2 separate regions of the Homo sapiens genome follow, and region 1 is linked to region 2. The links are chromatin contacts, found by Hi-C or POLR2A ChIA-PET in ENCODE. All regions are on one chromosome and are shown on one strand. Each heading gives the region's core, a stretch centred on a gene start or an enhancer-like site at or near the end of the contact. The rest is flanking DNA. Distances are from core to core; before and after follow the strand shown.

Region 1 (3,625 bases), core at 285-2,784, 91 kb before region 2:
GTCATGTTGGCCAGGCCGGCCTCGACTCCCAACTTCAGGTGATCCACCCACCTCGGCCTCCCAAAGTGCTAGGATTAAAGGTGTGAGCCACTGCGCCAGGCCCCAAGCCTACATTTTTAAGTGAGGTAGTCAAGCAGGCCTCACCGAGAAGGGGCCATTTAAGCAAAGCCTTGAAGGAAGCAAGGGAGTGAGCCATGTTGCTATCCAGGAAGAAAGTAACTCAGGCAGAGGGAAGAGGCAGTTCTACCCATAGGTGTTTGGGAGGAGTAAATGACGTGAAGTTCCCCTTGCAGTAAGTGGTCAGCAAATATTGAGTGGCCACCTCTGTCCCTCCCCTTACAGAGCTGTCAGGATCCAGGTGACATCTAAGAGCACCTTCTAGCTCCAGTGACAATGACCACTCTGGCTTCTGAGGGTCTCTGGAACACTGTGTTCATGGACGCCATCCACCCTCAGGAGTACCCTCCCTAGCTGAGCACAGCCTGAGCCCAGGGAACAGTCATTGCTGCTGGGGCTTCAACATGCATAGGGAGCACAGAGGCCTCAAAGAGGAAGCCAGAAACAGCAAGGCGGAGGCCCTCACCTTCCACTGGAGGCCTCTTGGGTCATTCCCCCAAGACAGCCCTGTCCCAGCGCTTAGGAGGCTGTGCCTGGAGGGGCTTGGGCAAGGGTACAGCCACATGGTGGAGTGGGAGGAGAGAAGGAAAGGGACCCATGCTTACTAAGGCAGATCTGGCTTTGAATATTATTATGCCACTTAGTAGCTCTTTTACCTTTATAAATCTCTGAACCCTTCTGAGACTCGATTTCCCTATCTGTAAAATGGGCATGAAATGTTCTATTCTGTGGGGTGGTTGTGAGGACTCAATGACATAAGATAGGTGAAAGTGGCAAGCAAATAGCTGGGTCCCCCTTCCTTCTGTACCAGGTACCTGAGAGGCAGCCACTATGTCTTATTCAGTCAGCTTGGGTCCTTATTTATTTTATTCATTTCTTTTTTTCCCTTCTTTTTTAAGGGGCTTTCTGGCAAAAACTGAAAAGCCTGCTAGACAAATTCTAAAAGAGCTGTAACATTTGTTTTATTCATTTCTGTCGGGATAAAACCACCCATGTTTCAGGGAGTATGAGGTTTCAGTGAGATAACAGATCAAAATTGTGCTTAGCATAGTTACTGGACCAAAATAGGCACTCCATAGGTGTTTGTTGGGTACCTAAAGGGATGGAGGGATGGATGGATGGATGGATGGATGGATGGTTAGAGGGATAGATAGATGGATAGAGGGATGGTGGGATGGAGGGATGGATAGGTGGATAGACAGATGGGTATGTGGGAGGATGGCTTGCTGGTAGGATATCAAAGGGAATAGGACTTTTTATACAGAAATACCAAGTCTGCACAAAAACCAGGTGCTTTACAAGAAGGTCTTATATCTCTTTGTGGCCTTAGGTCTTGAGCACATATATAACACAGATGAGTAAAAACAGGCATAAATGTATCCAGGTCTAGTCAACTGTGACCTCCACTTACCACTCTTGGGTCTATGACTCATCTCAACGAGGCCAGATCTTACATAAGCAAGCATTCTCCAACTGAGATCACTGGTGGTTCCCTGAGGCAAAAGCTGAGATCAGGGGCAAATGCAAGGTGAGGCTTTCCTGATACACAGGATGCCTTGGAAATTCTAATCAGTGATGTTTCATCAAAAGAATTACAACTCAGCTTTTCCCATAATTCCTGTCACCGTTGCAAGAATGGAGAGATGCAGGTGAACAGCCAGCCCTGCATCCGCTGCAGCTCCACACTGTGTAACTTCTGCAATCACTTAGTCTCTCTGAGCCCCACGATCTCCTTAGTAAGATGAAGGGGTTGAACCCTCCCAGCTCCAAGATGTTCTGATTCTCTGAAAACTCCCTACATCTTCCTTTAAAATATGGACCTAGAACTTTGGAAGAACATGTATTACATTTCTTTTCCATCTATCTCTATAGAGTCTTCTCAAAACCTTTTAAAATATTTGCATGTATCTGTCAACATGTCTGTTTATGCTAAACCCTGGGGAAGCTGTACACTTTGGAGACAGACAGATCTCAATTCCAGGCTATATGTGAGAAACTGGAGACAGATTATTTAGATCCGGTTCCTGCCCCCCAGGATAGGAAAGACAGGCATTGAAAGGAATTAATTTCAATGGTCACAGTAATTAAGGTATACAAATGTTGGACCCTCCCAGTCCCAAAATGCTGCCTGGAGGAATTCAGAAGGCTACCTATTGGAGTATTCTGGGATATGTCAAAAAGAAGAGGGGAGCTGCGGCAGCTCAGGCCGGTCGTCCTGGCCCTCGGGGAGGCGAGGCTACACGTTTGAGGCCAAGCCTGGTCAACACTGACAAAAAAAAAAAAAATTGGCCAGGCGGTGAAACCCCGTCTCTACTAAAAATACAAAAAAATTAGCCAGGCATGGTGATGGGCCTGTAATCTCAGCTACTCGGGAGGCTGAGGCAGGAGAATGGCATGAACCCAGGAGGTGGAGCTTGCAGTGAGCCAGGCTGGCGTCACTGCACTCCAGCCTGGGTGACAGATCGAGACTCCATCTCAAAACATAATAATAATAAAACAAAATAAAATAAAAAAGAAGAGAAGGGCTGGGTACAGTGACCCATTCCCGTAGTCCCTGCTACTGGGGAGGCTGAGGTAGGAGGATCACTTGAAGCCAGAAGTTCGATCCTGTAGTGTGCAATAGGCATGCCGGTAAACAGCCATTGCGTGCCAGCCTGGGCAATATAGCAAGACCCCACCTCCAGGAAAAAAAGTTTAGAAAAAAACAGAAAAGACAGAGGATACAGGAGGAGTAAAGGTGGCTGTACTGGGGTGGTGAGGAGATCAACAAGGCTGGAGCATGGGCTACAACCTAATATACTCCTCCCATCCCCCTGATCCCCATGAGCGCATGGTCTATGTGTTGGGGCAACATCCTGGGAGAAGCAAGGAGGTAATCACAAGTCACTGTCTCAGAACTGTCAGTTACTCTTGTTTTTTTTCCAATTAGAGACAGGGTCTCGCTATGTTGCCCAGGCTGGTCTCAAACTCCTGAGCTCAAGCAATCCTCCTGCCTTGGCCTCTCAAAGTGCTGGGATTGCAGGCATGGGCCCAGAGTTATTCTTTATTGAGACCCTGTGCACTTTATACCCATCAAAGTAGAGTTTCCTAAAGTGTGTACACAAGTCACTGAGACATGTCAAGTGACTTTAGACACAACACAGAAAAACTATTTTTTTTTTTTGAGACAGGGTCTTGTTCTATCACCGAGGTCAGAATGCAGTGTGGCATGATGATCACAACTCACTGCAACCTCAGCCTCCTGGCTCAAGCAATCCTCCCACTTCAGCCTCCCACAAGTAGCTGGAACTACAGACACACACCACCACGCCTGGCTAATTTTTTTAATTTTTTAATTTTTTTATTATTATTATTTTTTAGACAGAGTCTCACTTTGTCACCCAGGCTGGAGTGCAGTGGCGCGATCTCGGCTCACTGCCATCTCCAACTCCCGGGTTCAAGTGATTGTGATTCTCCTGCCTCAGCTTCCCAAGTAGCTGGGAAGCTGGGATTATAGGCACCCACCATC
Region 2 (3,754 bases), core at 28-2,527:
GACAGTTTCTCTCTTGTTGACCAGGCTGGAGTGCAATGGCGTGATCTCAGCTCACTGCACCCCCTGCCTCTCAGGTTCAAGCGATTCTCCTGCCTCAGCCTCCCGAGTAGCTGGGATTACAGATATGCGCCACCATGCCCAGCTAATTTTTCATATTTTTTTTTTAGTAGAGATGGGGTTTCTCCATGTTGGTCAAGCTGGTCTCGAATTCCCAACCTCAGGTGATCTGCCCGCCTCGGCCTCCCAAAGTGCTGGGATTACAGGTGTGAGCCACCGCGCCTGGCCTGCTCTTTTCTACTGCATTGCACCACATTGCCAAAAGTGCAGTTATTAAGCCCATTCAACAATATGTTGCTAACGAAAAAAACAAACTAAAATATTTTTAAAAGGTTTATTCTGAGCCAAGATGAGTGACCATAGCTTGGGGAAACACAGCCTCAAGAGGTCCTAGGAAACTGTGCCTGAGGTGGTCAAGTTATAATTTGGGTTTTCTTTTTTTTTTTTTTGTTTTGAGACGGAGTCTCGCTTTGTCACCAGGCTGGAGTGCAGTTGCGCAATCTCGGCTCACTGCAACCTCCGCCTCCCGGGTTCAAGCCAATTCTCCTGTCTCAGCCTCCTGAGTAGCTGCGATTACAGTCGCGTGCCACCGCACCCGGCTGATTTTTGTATTTTTAGTAGAGACGGGGTTTCCCCATGTTGGCCAGGCTGGTCTCGAACTCCGGACCTCAGGTGATCCACCCACTTCGGCCTCCCAAAGTGTTGGGATTACAGGCGTGAGCCACCGCGCCCAGCCAGAACACTGACACTTCTCATAACAAATGAACGCGATTTATGTATATCTAAGCCAGGGCACATTGGACGTCGGTATCCTGGACATCAGCATCCTGGACACAGCTCCCAAACCCCGAATTCCCCCATTTTATTGATGCTAGCAGGCCAGGGAAGGGAAAACTTCCTTTGGGCTTTGAATAATAACGACTTTAGAATTGAAATCGTGGGCTGGAGGTGGACGCCACGCCTCATTCTGATGGGTCCAAGAGCCGAAATTTCGGCTTCTGGCACTCTCCTCACTCAGCTCTCTAAACTCCTCCATCATTCCTCTTTCCAGTCCTTTGGCCCTAAGCCCTTGCTAGCGGTTGGCTAAGAAGAAACCCGTCTCTTGCTCGGGATTCGCTGTGAGCTCCGGGAAGCCCGCCTCCGCTCTCCCGTGATTCGCTACTCCTGTGTTCATCCGCCCCTCCGTCGACCAGATTGGGTGCTTGGCCGTCCCTGCCATTAGCGCGTAACGAGAGACTGCTTGCTGCGGCAGAGACGCCAGAGGTGCAGCTCCAGCAGCAATGGCAGTGACGGCGTTGGCGGCGCGGACGTGGCTTGGCGTGTGGGGCGTGAGGACCATGCAAGCCCGAGGCTTCGGCTCGGATCAGGTACGCTGCGGCAGTGTCCGCTGCTCCAGCCCCGCGGGCGGATCCCATCTTTGCTTCCGTACCTTTACCAGTGTCCCTGTCTCTCTGCAGTCCGAGAATGTCGACCGGGGCGCGGGCTCCATCCGGGAAGCCGGTGGGGCCTTCGGAAAGAGAGAGCAGGCTGAAGAGGAACGATATTTCCGGTGAGGCTCACCGGGTCCCAAGTCCAGCCCTGGATCTCCCAATGGCCTTCCAATCCTTAAACTGCCAATCGCCCCACCCGTTCCTACCTGGTGCCTTGGGCGCCCCATCCCCCAACAGAACTCCCGGGCCCCAATCCAGTATACCCTAACCCTTGATGTCCCGACCGTTGCCACGTATAGGGCACTCCCAGTTACCTGCACAACAGTTTCAGGCCCCCAAACCGTTTCCACCGGCGGGTCTCCAAAACAACCCACGGCTCAACTCCTCCTTTATCATTACCATCTCCCGCGTGGAGTTCTCCTCAGGTCGTGCGAAACACCCCCAGATTCTTCGCACAGTGTCTAGATCCGACCGCCCAACGTTTGCCTCCCAGCCTGACTCCCTCGGCCCTTACCCACCTGTCACCCCCTCTACGCTCTCCTTCCTCGCCAGCACGCCTTAGCTTTGCAAGCCTGCATGCATTCAGGCTTCTCAGGTGTTTCTAGACCCCCGACTCCGCAAGAGTGAGGATGATGGGAGCTGGTCATGGGAGCTACTTATGGTTGGACACCATCTTCTAAAGGCTTTTGCCCTACTCAGCCCAACCTAGACCTGTAGATTTCCCTCTCCTGCTTAGGAGTATGGAGTGGGCTGGGCCTCCCTTTGCCAGCCTTGAGTTATCTTTAACTGACTTCTGTCCACTCTGGAGAGCAGTGAGGAATTAATCTTGCTTTTGCTTGTCCTTTGGCCTTTCACTTCTGCCTTCTGTTGAGAATTATCACCATGACACCTGCCATACCGTATAGAGAGCCAAGGTACAGCCGTTAGAGACTATCTAATTGAGCCCCTACATTTTGTAGTTAAGGAAAACTGAGGCCTAAATGTGACCAAACCAACATTGTAATCCAGTCCCTTCTTGGAACCTAAATTGAACTGCCAAGTACTGCGCATGCAAGAGACCCTTTATTGGCCTTACAGTGGGCCATTCATTTCTATAGGCAAAGAAAGCTCTAGACAGATTGGAATAGGAAATGGATATTTGCCTTTTAGCTACACCCCTTTGTCTGTCTTCCTCATTTTGTTCCTTTTTTTTTCCCTAAAGGGGAGTCAAGTTCCCTGGGTTGTTCCCCTCATAAGGTATTAGGGACTTGTGTCACATCTCTCTGGAGTTTTCTATTTTAAAGAGGAATCTGAAAGCAATAAGCTCTTTGGTCTTCTTAAGATGGCTACACCTCAATTTAAGATGGGGTATTCTTTCACTAGTTGAGGAGTAGAAGAGGATGACCAGCTAGACTCCCATGGAATTGGAACTCCTATTCCTTGCTTAGACATTACAGGTTATGCTTTGAGATCTCTTTGGGGTGAAGGATTGAAATTAAACCCTGAGCCACCGTGTCCTTGTAGAGCACAGAGTAGAGAACAACTGGCAGCTTTGAAAAAACACCATGAAGAAGAAATCGTTCATCATAAGAAGGAGATTGAGCGTCTGCAGAAAGAAATTGAGCGCCATAAGCAGAAGATCAAAATGCTAAAACATGATGATTAAGTGCACACCGTGTGCCATAGAATGGCACATGTCATTGCCCACTTCTGTGTAGACATGGTTCTGGTTTAACTAATATTTGTCTGTGTGCTACTAACAGATTATAATAAATTGTCATCAGTGAACTGTGTTTGATGCCTTCTTCTATCTGGAAGAGATAGACAGACACCAATGGACTGCTAAAATGGATTAGAGGCGTCCCTGCATCCAGGAACCCACAGACAATGCACAGTGTGATAAGTGCTATGAAACAACACGAGTTGGGGGGATAGGTGTGACACAGACAAAGTACCCCTCCCCGTCTAATTAGAGGTGTTCAGAGAAAGCTTCCTGAAGGATAAATCCCAATCTGAAGCATAAAGATCAGGAGGATCCTGGAGATCCGAAGGAGTCATTGCTTCAAAAGATACAATTAGGCCAGGTGCGGTGGCTCATGCCTGTAATCCCAGCACTTTGGAAGGCCAAGGTGGGTGGATCACCTGAGGTCAGGAGTTCAAGACCAGCCTGGACAACAGTAAAACCCCATCTCTATTAAAAATACAAAAATTAGCCAGGTGTGGTGGCACGCACCTGTAGTCCCAGCTACTCAGGAGGCTGAGGCAGGAAAACCACTTGAACCTGGGAG

What was found. Hi-C counts contacts between places; a loop is a spot of excess contacts on that map. ChIA-PET counts read pairs that join two places held with the same protein, here RNA polymerase II (POLR2A). Pooled maps may share reads with other maps.
Region 1: a pooled map shows a loop between it and region 2 (2.5-fold over the local background). The contact joins the enhancer-like site here to the promoter of ATP5IF1 in region 2. A Hi-C loop is called at or near these places in 1 of 37 single-sample maps with no recorded cell type and 3 of 50 pooled maps. POLR2A ChIA-PET finds 5 or more read pairs at or near these places in 9 of 52 experiments (GM12878, HepG2, IMR-90 and 6 more).

What each region holds. Positions count from the first base shown.
Region 1 is chr1:28,143,142-28,146,766 of GRCh38, forward strand. It overlaps the pseudogene RNU7-29P. Among named protein-coding and RNA genes, the nearest start is that of PTAFR, 32 kb to the right of the region's middle. RefSeq lists a silencer at 1,451-1,500. Within about 2 kb of position 1,535, at least 3 of the 41 ENCODE cell types and tissues checked have a DNase peak (open chromatin) inside an H3K27ac peak, as active enhancers do; they include OCI-LY7, where a contact is called at or near this core.
Region 2 is chr1:28,234,847-28,238,600 of GRCh38, forward strand. ATP5IF1 (ATP synthase inhibitory factor subunit 1) reads left to right here and starts at 1,278. Exons shown (of 3, transcript NM_016311.5): 1 at 1,278-1,424; 2 at 1,515-1,606; 3 at 2,991-3,254. The coding sequence starts at 1,338. The coding sequence ends at 3,132. RefSeq lists enhancers at 177-683, 1,477-1,536 and a silencer at 516-740.